Regions from separate parts of the Homo sapiens genome. Here region 1 is linked to region 2. The links are chromatin loops, found by intact Hi-C in ENCODE. Cell type or tissue: ascending aorta. All regions are shown on one strand. Links, peaks and the distances in the headings refer to the core of each region. The heading gives the core; the rest is flanking DNA. Region 1 has its middle 5.1 kb from the start of FKBP1A-SDCBP2. Region 2 overlaps SOX12 (SRY-box transcription factor 12).

Region 1 (6,792 bases), core at 2,759-5,258, 1.1 Mb before region 2:
TGTCCAGTTCTCTGTGTACTGAGCCATTTGAGCAGAATTATGCAAAGCTACAGAGGACATCACAACAGAAGTTATCAGTGTGACTAAGGAAACAATAGTAAAAATGATCATGCCTAAGGCTCTACGGACACAGTGAGTAAGCTGAGTTAGAAGATGTTTCACAAAGCGTAAAGCAGGGGTGGCAGCCCAAGGCTTGGATGGATGAACAGGAATCCACAGTCCAGGGATGCGACCCAGAATGATCAAAGTAGAGGTATTCTGTGTTTGCAATGTGCTGTGATTAATGCAGTGATATAACTGACAAGATTTACAGGTCAATTGGGTGTTGTTTACCTGGAGCTGGTGCTTTTTAGCTGCCAGAAAGACATAAGGATTAAAAACACAAACCGTGCTGGGCGCAGTGGCTCACACCTGTAATCCAAGCACTTTGGGAGGCCGAGGCGGGCAGATCATGAGGTCAGGAGATTGAGACCATCCTGGCCAACATGGTGAAACCCCATCCCTACTGAAAATACAAAGAATTAGCCAGGCATGGTGGCAGGTGCCTGTAGTCCCAGCTACTCGGGAGGCTGAGGCAGGAGAATGGTGTCAACCCGGGAGGCAGAGTTTGCGGTGAGCCAAGATTGCACCACTGCACTGCAGCCTGGGTGACAGAGAAAGGCTCCACCTCAAAAAAAACAAAACAAAACAAAACAAAAAACCAAAAAAAAAAAAACCCACAAACCATAAATTGAGTGGTGATATTCTTTACAAATGTAACATTAAGACTGTGTCGTGACCCCGGTCGGCCTTCTCCGCATCTTCGCACTCAAGCTCAGCTGGCTCATGGCCTATACTGGAGGGGCCAGGCCCATGGCTGGCCACCCTGGGTTCCTCCAGTCTCCTGTTCCATGGTCACACACACCTTGAGGGCAACCACACAGTTTGTCCATCTCCTGTAAAAACACAAGCATACCCTCTTCCCCATGTCAGTAAAGCCACCAGACCTTTCCATTGTCCTTCTTCTGGGGATTTCCATAACACTTTTGGATACACTTTCCTCTTTTCCTCTAACACTTGCCAATGTCTTTCTGCTGGAGTCTTACCATCCATACCAGGAATCAAAAAATTTAAAGTAAATAAAGCTAAATGTAATTTTGTTTGAGGTGGTAACTGGTCTCCTAATCCCCCTTTTTGTTTATTCAACATACATTGTAATGTTTGATGTACCCGCTCTATAATGCCTTGTCCTCAAGGGATGTAAGGAATTCCTGTTTTATGGGTTATAGCCCAAAGCTGTAAGAAATTTTGAAAAGCATGACTAGTATAAGCGGGTCCATTGTCAGTTTTTAATTGTTTAGGAATCCCCATATGAGCAAATGATGACAGACAATGTGGCCGTACATGACCAGCTGTCTCACCTGTTTGGCATGTAGCAGGCAGCATATGAGAATAAGTGAAACAAATTAAGCAGTTCGGGGTCTAGAGTACTTTTAATTGTAGCAGTTTCTATGCGACTGGTTACATTCACAACATAGGCTGAATCACAGACAATGTTGATAGGATCTGCAGCTGTGAGCTGTAAAACCTGAATGACTGCAATCAACTCTGAGTGTTGAGCTGAAACCCCAGAGGTCATTATTGTTTGAGTATGTTTAGGTCCATAAATAGCTGCATGACCTTTGGAAGAGCCATCAGTAAAATAAGTCTGGCCACCTGGAATAAGCTTGTGATGAGTAATCACAGGAAGAATGAAAGAATGGACTTTATAAAACTGCAAAATTTTGTCTGAGGGATAATGAAATCAAAGGTTTCTGTAGCTGTAGCTGGGAGGCATGCCATTGCCGAACTCAACTTCTGCCTCTGGTTAATTGCCGCGGGGAATCTAAAGAAGAATCTCCCTGCGGGGTTTAACCTGCCTTTCCAGTTACTGATATCGGGTTAGGGTTTCCTTGTAGGGATTTCCCTAAACCTTTCCCACTCTGATATCCCATGTCCTTCAACATTTTAAATCCTGGGTTATCAAAGTTTTCATATGTAAGTCTCATATCCCATGCTGTAAATCTCGATAAACTGATATGGCTATCAATTTATAGCCATAAATTGATAGCTATATTTTCAACATAAGGCTGAAAAGTACATGATTGTCCATCCAGACCAAGACAAGATAAAAATCTCAGCACTCTGTTGAACACTTTTAGCTGCTCCTACTCCCACTAGGGATGTGGCAGTTATTCTGAGAGGCCATGCTGGGGGCCAGTCCTTACTGGATATTACTGACACATCAGCTCTTGTGTCCATAAGCCCATAAAATTTCTTTCCTTTAATTTGTACTACACAGGTGGGCCTACTAGAGGCTATAGATTGTGATAAATAGATTTCTCGTGTAGTTGTGCTCCCAAACCCTTTATTTCCTTGTTTCTCCTTTAGTGGAGAAGGGTATAATTTGCAGGGAATAAGCAATAATTGTGCTATATATTCTCCCAGTTCAAAAACCCAAAGATCTTGTGACATTAAAACTACTTGAATTTCTCCTTCATAATCAGAGTCAACAACTCCTGGGACTACAGTAATGCTTTGCAAGTTAAGGTGGCTTTTGCCTAAAATTAGTCCCCTGTATCCTGCTGGTAAAGGTCCCCAGATGCCAGTGGGAATTTTGATAGGTTTGTCTCCACCAACTAACATTACCTGTTCTCTGACTGGGAGATCTAATCCTGCACTTCTGGGTGTTCCTGGAATGAGGGAATCAATGTTTCTCCTGGGACCCGCCCCTGAAATGGGGTTGTGGTCTGAACTGGGAATGCCCTCATTGTTTGAGGGACCCAGGTCCAGGCCCCCTTCTCGTTTCCCGACAGTGGGGGATGCCATTCTGATGAAATCTTGAGCGGCACTGATTACCCCAGTGATTTCCTTTGTTACAGCGAGGAGAGTCCTGGCATGTTTTCCACTATGGAGGGAGGGGTACTGCATTATAAGATCCTTTCTGTCCTGAGATCTGGCAGCATTCCTTTTTAAAATGTCCAGTTTTTCCACAATTATAACATTTTCCTACTTTAGGGCTTAATCCTTGGCTCCTTTTAGATTTGTCAACTGCTAGATTAGCCATTGCTTGCGCTAACATTGAAGACCCATGAAGCTCAGTTCCTACATCCTGACAAGCTCTGAGAAAAGTTTTTTGTACACCTCACAGGTGCCAGTGCACGTTTACAATCTGCGTTTGCATTCTCAAAAGCTAAAGTTAAGGTTAGCATTTCCGTGGCAGTGGCAAGAGGAATTTGATGCTTCACTGCCTCTTGTAATCTTGCAAGAAACTGCGCGTAGGGTTCCTGTGACCCTTGCATGATATGTAAAAAGGACAGTACTGGGACTCCCTCTTCAGGAATTGTGGCCCAGGTGTGTTTAGCAGCCTGTGCACACTGCTGATAAGCAGCGTCTGGGAGTGCCATTTGACGTTCCAGGTCTGAATAAGGGCCATTACCCAATAGCATATCCTCTGTAATGTCTCCATGTCCAGCAATATGGTTCTGTCTAGCCTGGTCTGCACACAGTTCTTGCCAATTTAAATACCACGTCAGATATGCACTAGCAGACAAGCAAGTTTGAGCCAAGTGTTTTACATCAAAGGGTAGAAGACACATAGCACCAAATGCAGATTCTACCAATCCTAAAGTGAATGGGCTCTGTACCCCATTATTAGCTACACTCGTTACACTTACAGAAATAGGAAAAGTACAAGGTCCTAAGGGCTCCCCTTAGCTATGGCAGCAGAGCATAAAATTCTTTGTATTGGGGTCACTATTTCTGCTACCAAAGGAGGCGGTACAGATGTTTCTGCAACTGGAGGGGGCGGTGTAGGCCAATTTTTATCCTCCCTCTCCATTTTTTATTTTCAATTGGAGCTGTGGGTGGGACAACAGATTCTTTCAGATTTTTTAGACTCAGCCTGCTGTCCAGCAGAATAATAAGGAGATAGCAGAAGAACAGTACGAACTAGACTCCAAGTGGAGAAAACAGAAGAATCAACTTTAGGACCTTTTTGATGAGCCTGTTTTAATCCTTCTCCTGGTCTATCCCAATTTTCCACATCAAGAGTGCCTGCCTGTGGAAACCATGGGTTATGCGTAATAACCTTTTGTGGCTTCTGCAGGAGGTTAGTTAGTGCCTGCGAATTAACCTGAGCTCCAGACTGTCTCAACAGAACTTTAAGCAACTGCACATGATGTTTTTCTTCAATAGACAAATTCTGCTTCATGTTACCCTGATTCAGAAAACTTCCCATTCCAAGTACTTCTTTAGAGCACTGACCTTATATCGTTCCCAGTACCTCTTTAGGGCACTGACCTTCTATCTGCTGCCAGCAGACTCATCCTGGGGTCCCCGTTCATCTTGTCAATTTCAATTCCTCTGCTCCAGCAGAGCTTCTTCATTCACGTCTTCAAAGTCCCTGTGTTCAGATGCCACGTGTCCGACATCCTTGGAGTCCCTGTTCTGGGTCGCCACTTGTCACCTGCACAGACCTTGGGGGACTGAACAAAGGGGGCAAACATGGGAATAAAAGACAAAGACAAGAGAGCATATTTGAAAGAAGGGGTCAGGGGGCTCCTTGCTTCTGGTAAACAGGGGGCCTGAGCTTTAGAGCCCTTCACATTTATTAGGCAAAAGAGATAGCAAGAAGTGGGGGGTGATTGTCGGTTAGCAGTTTGATTTACAGCAGGCTTGCAAGACTGCAGTCTTTGAACAATAGGATCTAGATGTCCCAGTAGATAATCTCAATGAGCATGGCGCCAGGGCCCTCAGCAAACCTCCTGGCGGCAGGCGCAGTTGTGAGTTTGCCCACATCCTGCATTCATGATAAACAGTTTGCTGTTTGATCATATATCCTTCAGTGGAATGCTGAGTTGGTCACAATCCCTTTGGCCTTTTCAGCTCCCAACAGATGGGTACAATAGCAGAATGGAGATTGCAGGGAAACATGCCAGTGATCTCAAAGATAGAAAAATAGAAATTATCCAATCTGAACAACAGAGAAAAAGGACTGGGGGGAGCTGAACAGAACTTCAGGCACCTGTGAGACAATTCCAAAATATCTAATGTTCGTGTTACCAGGATCTGAGAAGAACAGGAGAAACAGAATGGAGCAGAAGAAAATATCTGAAGAAATAATGGCTGAAAACTTCCCAAATGTGGTGAAAGGCATACACCTATAGACTCAGGAAGCTGAGTAAACCACAAACAGGATAAACCAAAGGAAATCCAACCCCCATTTTTCAGGTTTTAGAACTTCAGGGAGGGAGTCACTTCCCCTTGTCATGAGGGATGCTTATGACTTCAGACTGAAATGATTCCCTGTCTCCTGTTACACAAAGAGAGTGAAAATAAATTTAATCAGTTCAGAATGATATTAAATGAAAGTCAGAATCTCCTGCTCTTTCTCCCAGTTCCATCTCTTAGAGTCACTCACTCTTTCTGTTTTTTGTTCTGGTTTGCTAAGGGTGATCCCAAAGAACTTAACTACTTAACAGAGTTGTTAATAACTAGGCTATATATAAACAGAATCTAAATTAATTTAGAAAGGAACTCTCCCAGTTACTTCAAAAAATCAGATAAATGCTTAATAAGTGCCCCTTGTCCCCAGGTCCAATTCATCTTAGGTCTGGTGGCAGAACTGATAGCTACATGCTTTCCTGTGTTTTCCCAAAGCACTGAGGAAGAAGTGGTGCAAATGTGAGGTTCTTGGGGAACCCCCATCTATATAAACAAAGCTTATATCCATGGATTGAGATGGCCACTGTCTCAAAGGCAGGTCTATGTTTTGAACCGATACCCAATTCAGAGCCATGAGAGAGACCACAGGATGAATGTGAGGCAAGCCTTATTCTGCTAGGCTTCAGGGAAAACGGAATCCAGGAACTCTCTCGCCCCTGGTTGCTCTCATTCTCCATCATTTATTCTCGCTGCAGTCTGATTTTCTCTAGGTGGTGTGAAGCAGTGTCCTGGCGACTGCTGGGGCCCTCTTTTTAATTTCATCTTTCGATCTCCATTCTTCCATTCTATGAGCACAGAACCTCTGATTTTAGTTGGGTGTGTGTACACCCAGAATGAAGACTTTATTCCCTAGCCTCCCATGCAGCTAAATTTGACCATATAACTAAGTTATAGTCAATGTGAAGTATAACGGGAAGAGATGTGTGCAATTCTAAGTCGTACCCTTAAAGGAAAAGGGAATGTACCCCCCATTCCTCCTTTCCCCCTTCCCACTAGCTGAGATGAAAATATGTTGGAGAGCCAACTTGGACCATGCATATGAGGGTAGGATTCTAAGGATGGGGAGCCACAAGTAGAAGAAGGATGAGTCCCTGGGCAGCCTGTGAAGTCCTACCTGCACTGAACCACCTGCCTCTGAACTGTTACATGAGAGAGACAGCAACTTCAGCCTCTTTTCAGCCACAGTTAATTTGGTTCTGTTACAGCCTGTATTCTTACTACATTAAAATTTCCAAAGCAGTCACGAGCTCACTGAGATTTTAGGAAAGGGGACATAGATGAGGGTTGGGGTGTCAAAAAACTGTGAGGTCATGTTTAAAACACTACAGGAGCTGGTATGGTTTAGTTCTGTGTCCCCACCCAAATCTTATCTTGAATTGTAATCCCTATAATCCTGAGGTCAAGGGAGGGACCCGGTGGGAGGTGATTGGATGGTGGGGGTGGTTTCCCCCATGCTGTTCTCATGGTAGTGAGTGCATTCTCATGAGAAATGATGGTTTTATAGGTGTTTGACAGTTCCTCTTCACATACTCTCTCTCATGCCTGCTG
Region 2 (6,792 bases), core at 2,764-5,263:
GCAGTGTGAAGACTCGGGATAAAGTCCAAATACCTTCAAGGTCCTTCTCACTCTTGCCTGTCACCCTCCTCTCTCCACACCTTCCCCGCAAGCTGGTTAGCTTCTGTGTCAGCCACTCTTACCAGGTCTTCCCATGTACTGTTGCTGGCATCTGTAAAGTCCTTTCCTTCACCTCACTCTTCCTTATCCTATTGTTCCAGTTATTCCTTCATAACAAACTGCCCCAAAACCTAATAGTGTGGACAACTGCCATCTCATTATGTTCGTGGACTCTGGGTCAGGAATTCAGACAGGATATAGAAGGGATGGCTTGTCTCTGCTCTGTGATGGCTGGGCCTCTGCTGGGAAGGCCCTCCAACAGCTGGGAGTGAGTTGAATTATGAGGGGCTGGAATCCCCTGGAAGCTTCTCAACTCATAAGTCTGGTGCCTGGGCTCAGCTGTCAACTGGAGCAGCTACCTACACATGGTCTTCCCACGTGGCCCGGGCTGCTTCTCCACATGGCAGTCTTGGCTGTTGGCCTTTCAACATGGCGGTTCAGCGTGACTTAGCCTTGGAAATCCTGCAGCACCATGTCTGCTGTGTCCTGTTGGTTACAAATGGATCATGAAGGCCCAGCCCAGATTCAAAGGGAAGGTAATTTAAAGGAGGAATGTCAAAGAACGTGTAGCCATGTTCTAAGGTCATCACATCCTACTGAGGTTTCATGCCACAGCTTAAACATCACCTCCTCCAGGGAATGACCTGACCACACCCCACTCCATTGTCTGGGTTAAACATCTCCTCAATGTTCTCCCAGACTCACTGTCCATCGCCAGCAAAGCATTTCCATTCCTGGGTTTATGTGTCTCCTCAGACCTGTGAGCTCACTGAGGACAAATCACGTTTTTCACTTTTGTATGCCCGGCACCTAGCACGCGGCCTGGTCAAGGCAAACCTTCCCCACCCTGCCCCCCACCTTTTTTTTTTTACAGGCAGGGTCTAACTCTGTCACCCAGGCTGGAGTGTAGTGGCATGACCATGGCTCACTGCAGCCTTGAACTCCTGGGCACAAGAGATCTTCCCAGCTCAGCCTCCCGAGTAGCTGGGACTATAGGCTCACGCCACTGTGCCTGGATACTTTTTTAAATTGTATTTTTTAGAGGCAGGGTCTTGTTTCCTTGCCCAGGCTGGTCTCAAACTCCTGGCTTCAAGTGATCCTCCCACCTCGGCCTCCCATAGTGCTGGGATTACAGGCATGAGCCACCATGCCCAGCCTAGACCCTTAAGAATGTTTGTTGAATGGGTGGGTGAATGTGCTGAGGCATGGAGTCCAGTCCAGAGTCATTCCTTCCTTATGAAGCTTACATACAAATTAGAGAGAGAGAGACAAAAAGTAAAAACTACAGGTGATAAATGCCAGATAGTGATAAATGCTATTCAGAAAAATAAAGCAAAGTAACAGGATAGTTTATGGAGGATGTTACTTTATATGGATGGTCAGGGAGGACACTGTGAGGTACTCCCTGTGCCTACTCTAGGGCGCCCTGGGAGCTGAGACCTGAAGGAAGTAAGACATGTGGCTATCTGGAGGAAGGGTATTTTTTTGTTTGTTTTTTGAGGTGAAGTCTCGCTTTGTCTTGCCCAGGCTGGAGTGCAGTGATGCGATCTCAGCTCACTGCAGCCTCTGCTTCCTGGATTCAAGTGATTCTCCTGTCTCAGCCTCCTGAGTAACTGGGACTGCAGGCATGTGTCACCACGCCCAGCTAATTTTGTATTTTTAGTAGAGAAGGGGTTTCGCCATGTTGGCCAGGCTGGTCTCGAACTCCTGACTTCAGGTGATCCACCCACCTGGACCTCCCAAAGTGCTAGGATTAGAAGCGTGAGCCACCTCGCCCAGCCGGAGGAAGGGTATCTTAAGCAGAGGGAAAAGCATGTGCAAAAGCCTTCAGGCGGAAGTGTGATTGGCACTTTTGAGGAACAGCAAGACCAGTGTGACTGGGCATGTGAGAAACAGAAAAAGTAGAAGATGAAGCCGAGGCTGAGCCACAGGCTACTTCTTATGGGGCTTTGCAGGCCATGCTGAGGACTCTGGCTTCTACTGAATGAGAGTCTTTGGAGAATTTTGAACAGTGGCAGGGTGTGCTGGGATTTACAGTTTAACCAGATCACTCCGGCTGCTGTGTGGACAATAAGACTATGAGTGGGGCAAAGGAAAACGCAAGGAGCCCTTCGTATGCCCTTATATCCTGGACCCAGAGGCCATGGAAGATGTGAGAAGTGACAAGACACAGGGCATATTTTGAAGGTAGAGCCAACAGGGTATAAGGGAGATGGCGCTGGGAGGAAAAGAGGCATCAAGGATAACTGAGAGGCTTTAGCCTTTCATTTCACATCAGCTGTGCAGATGTGGTCTGTGGAAGCAGGCTTGGGAGCACTGTGGAAACAGTTCATTTTTTGGCATGTCCAGTTTGAGGTGCCAATTAGATATATCAGTGGAGATGACAAGAAGGCAGCTAGTCTAGTCATGTCTGGGATGGAGATGTAGACCTGAGAATTCTCAGCTATGATACTTCAGCTTCCCAAGTAGCTGAGACTACAGGTGTGTACCACCGTGCCTGGCTAATTTTTTTAAAAAAAACTTTACTAGAGATTAGGTCTTGCTATGTTGGCCAGGTTGGTCTTGAACTCCTGGACTCAAGAAATCCTCCCACCTTGGCCTCCCGAAGTGCTGGGATTACAGGTGTGTGATAAGCAGAATTCTAAGATGGCCCCCAAGATTCCCAGTCTCTGGTGTAGCTGCCCTAGACAGCCTCCTCCCTTTTGAGTGTGGGCAAATCTAGTATGACAGCTGTCACTCTTATAAGGCTACAATATACTGCAAAGGTGAAGGGATTTTTTGCAGATATAAAATCCCACATTAGTTGATGCCTAATCAAAAAGGAGATTTTCCTGGGTGAGTCTGACCTAATTAGGGAAGGCTTTTTTTTTCTCTCTCTCTTTTTCCTTTTTTTTCTTTTTTTTTTTTTGAGACAGAGTCTTGCTCTGTCGCCCAGGCTGAAGTGCAGTGGCTTGGTCTTGGCTCACTGCAACCTCCGCCTCCCAGGTTCGAGTGATTCTCCTGCCTCAGCCTCCCAAGTAGCTGGGATTACAGGCGACTGCCACCACGCCAGGCTAATTTTTGTATTTTTAGTAGAGAAGGGGTTTCACCATTTGGCCAGGCTGGTCTCGAACTGCTGACCTCAGGTGATCCACCCACCTTGGCCTCCCAAAGTGCTGGGATTACAGGCATGAACACACCATGCCCAGCCAGGAGAGGCTTTTAAAAGAGAGCTTAAACCTTCCCTGAGCCAAGTGACTCCAAGCAGCAGAAAAATTCTCCTCTGGCCTTGACAAAATAAGTTGCAATATTGTGAGAAGGCTGGGGAGGCCCTGTGGGGGCCATGTGGCAAGAAACTGAGCAGCTTGTAGTAATCAAGAGTGGTACTAACTGACAGCCAGCAATAGAACAGGGATCTCTGTCCTATAAGCACAAAGAACTGAATTCTGCCCACTACCGTGAGAGCTTGGAAAAGGCTGCTGAGCTCCAAGAAGGAATGCGGGCCACCAGCACCCCAGCTGCTGCCTTGTGAGATCCTGAGCAGAGACCCAGCTAAGGCATGCTGGACTCCTGATGCATGGAGACTGAAATAACAAATGCATGTTGTTTTACACTGCTAAGCTTGTGGCAATTTGTTACGCAGCAATAGATGAGAAACAATACATCAGCGTATGGTGTTTTGAAAGCCTTGGAAGCAGGGTGGCTCACACCACCCAGGCAAGGGGCATGACCCAGCAATGAGTCAATGCATGAATGGAGTGAGACTCGAGTGGGACTCAGTTCCTTGGCCTGGGACACACCCCGACTCCCACCTCCCAACTGCACAGAACCTTGGTTCTACTCCTCTTAGCCACTAGGTGGCCCCAGAGACCCCATAAGGAGCTGTCTCCCCGACCTTTCAGGTCAGCATCTGAAATGGAAGGAACCAAAATGAGATGGTCCCTCTTCTAGTCCTATTACCGACTCCCAGTACAGCCCACAAAGGGGAAGAGGCTTGCCCAAGGTTCCACAGCTCTAGCATTATCTCCGGTCAGGCATTTTACCGTGCACCCCATTCCAGGCTATTCTGTAAGACAAACTCAGATGACGACCTCCCTCCCACCTGCTTTTACCAGGGGACGGACTGGCAGTGAGAATGGCATCAGCAGGGGGCCCTGGAAGGCCTTCGGGCTGAGGCTGGAGTCTCTAATTGACGTGACTGGTGTGCAGACTAGGAAAGTGTGCAGCCCCTAGTTTGGTGCTGATGGCATCGGTGAACAGACTCTTGACATTAGGATACATCCGACCGGCCTAGCTGCAGTTGCTGGGCCACTGACCCAATTCCCTTTGTCCAGTCTCTTGAACCCTCTGTTGTAGACTGGGTTTCTCTAGAAACAGACAATGAGACTGAGTTTGGGTTGCAAGATGTTTATTAGGAATAAGCACCTGTGAAAAGAAGAGGAAGAAGAGGAAGCAGGCCTGGGCATAGGAAGTCAAATTGTGCTGCAGGCCTGACGAAGCCCTGGCTGGCCTGGGCCTGCTGGGAGTACTGTCTGTCAGTGTCCGTCCCATGTTGGATTGAAATGACCAGGTGTTTATACCATGCCTCACTCAGACACCAGATACAGGCTGCCCCAGGAAGGGCGTGGTCTCAGGTGAAGTGGCTCTCTGCAGCTGCGGCCACCCTGATGGCACTTCCCATAGCTGGGGAAGTCCTCCCTTGAAGGGAGTTCTGGGGGCAGCTGTCCCTATCTTCCACACCTTCTCAACTCTACCTCCTCTTACTTCGCCAGCTTGCTTTCAACCAGAGAAGCTGAGAAGAAGCAGTCACTGTAATTTCCACACTCAGCCCTGGCTCCTACTGGGAAAACAGAGGCTTTGTCCCAGCTTAGGAATACACTGGATCTGACAGATGAGAATTAGGGGGAGGGGTGTCAGAGGGACAAAGGAGGGAAAAGCCTTGGACTCAGTTGTAAAACACCAGTCAGAACCTCAAAGACAAGAATCACTAGACTTCTGTTGCTCTTTGGTCATTCAGTTAATCTACTCTGCAGGCCAATGTGCGCCAGGCACTGGGACCAATCCCACCACTCCAGGCCCTCAGCTGGGGGCCTAACACAATCTGCAGATTCAAACAGGGAGGGAGAGGCAGCACCCCGAAGCCATGCTTCACCAGGAAGCAGAACCAAGCCCTGTCTCTGACCCTGGCTGCTTGCAGGCCCTCCTTTAAGTTGCTTTCCTGCCTGACCCCGTTTCCTCCTCTGACAATGGAGTAACACGATGGGCACCATGGTGAATGCTTCTCACCTCAAACTTCATTTCATCCTGTGAAGCAGCTATTATTATTATCCCCACGTTATACATATGGAAAGAGTCACACGGGTGCTCAGTGGTGGAGCTGGGCTTTGAGTCCAGACAGTGTGGCCCAATCTTGCTTCTTAGTCCTCATTAAAGGCACAGAAAGGCATGGCCAAGCCAGCCCCCTCGGACCAGACCTGCCTGCATACTTGTTTCATTTGGCCCACAGAAATTTTAAAATATGAGTCTCATTTTGAAATTAAGATGACTCAGAAACATCCATCCAGCTTTTCTTGAAAAATCTGGCCACCTGGCCACTGTGGACTGCATTCCCACAGGGTCACAACTGGCAGGAGGTAGGCCCCTTGAAGTGGGTCATGACACCACTGTCCACCCAGAGTCACTCGTCTATGTTACCTGCCTGGTCCCTACAGGGATGAGTTTGCTATTCTTCATGAAGGCCAGGGAGTCCTGACATAGAGGCCTAGACAGGCAAGGTGGCTTGCCCTGGGACACCCAGCTCGGGCCCAAATCACACGGACTTGAATCTGGCAAACTGTTTAGGGAGGGTTGAGGAAGAGCACAGACATGCAGAACCACAGGGCAAGGTCGGGGCAAATACACTTTATTCAGTCCTGGCATCAGACTGGCGGAGTCCTGCTGTGGGTGCCAGTGCCCCAGACAGAGGGACCCCACCCCTCAGCTACGAGACTAGTTCTCCAAGACCACAGACAGTGACATCTCTTCACTCACATGACGTTTTTTTTTTCATTGTCTTTTTTTGTTGTTGTTGTTTTTCTTAAAAAAAAAAAAAAAAAAAATAGAGCGCAAGAAAGGCCCAGAGCCGGAGCACCAAGCTTAAAGGAGGCAGCTGGTGGCTTTGTCAGCGACGGGAACGCGTGGGGCAGAGACCTGCAGAGACCCTGGGCAGGGGTCCGGAGGACTCTGGGACCGTTTGTTCCTGAGATTTGTGTGTGTGAATGAGAGTGTGTGAGCCACCCGGGAGGGTGAACACACGCCGGTGAGATACAGGTAGTGAGGGCAAGGGGGGTGTGGGGAGGCCGGAGGGGCGGGGCGGGGCAGAGAGATGGCGGCGTGAGAGGGGCCACAGCAACAGGGACAGGGCTCCCGAGGGCACCCTGAACTGGACACAACTTCCTCCTAACAGCAGCGTTCTCCCCATTTCTCACGTGGAAAAACCGAGGTGCAAACGGCCCATCACTACTCGGAATCCATTCTCAGTCTCACTGGCCAAGTCGATGGTCTCTCCCAAACCAGATGTTTAAAAGCGAGAGTCTTCCTGCCATCACATCTGCTCTCCACGCCTCAGTCCCAAACCCCTAGCACCAAAGTGCCTCAGTTTTTCCCGCTGTATACTGCAGCTTGAGTACTGAGGGTGGACCTGGGTGACAGGAAGGGCCGGTGCGCTCAGGGAGG

The links. A loop is a pair of places that touch in the nucleus more often than their neighbours do. Peaks named below come from ENCODE experiments on the same cell type or tissue, not always from the same donor. Only the 100,000 strongest peaks of a DNase experiment are listed, where the experiment ranks them.
Region 1: it touches region 2 in a loop (2.9-fold over the local background); 2 of 110 quality-filtered maps call a loop at or near these places.

What each region holds. Positions count from the first base shown.
Region 1 is chr20:1,394,924-1,401,715 of GRCh38, reverse strand. No RefSeq gene overlaps it. Among named protein-coding and RNA genes, the nearest start is that of FKBP1A-SDCBP2, 5.1 kb to the right of the region's middle. In ascending aorta, for the core only: a CTCF peak has its summit at 3,809; no DNase peak of the experiment used is centred there.
Region 2 is chr20:327,902-334,693 of GRCh38, reverse strand. It overlaps SOX12 (SRY-box transcription factor 12), which reads right to left. Exons shown (of 1, transcript NM_006943.4): 1 at 4,470-6,792. Among named protein-coding and RNA genes, the nearest start is that of SOX12, 5.7 kb to the right of the region's middle. RefSeq lists an enhancer at 3,775-4,069. In ascending aorta, for the core only: CTCF peaks have their summits at 3,726 and 3,934 (motif pointing right); DNase peaks (open chromatin) are centred at 3,943 and 4,174; H3K27ac peaks cover 540 bases.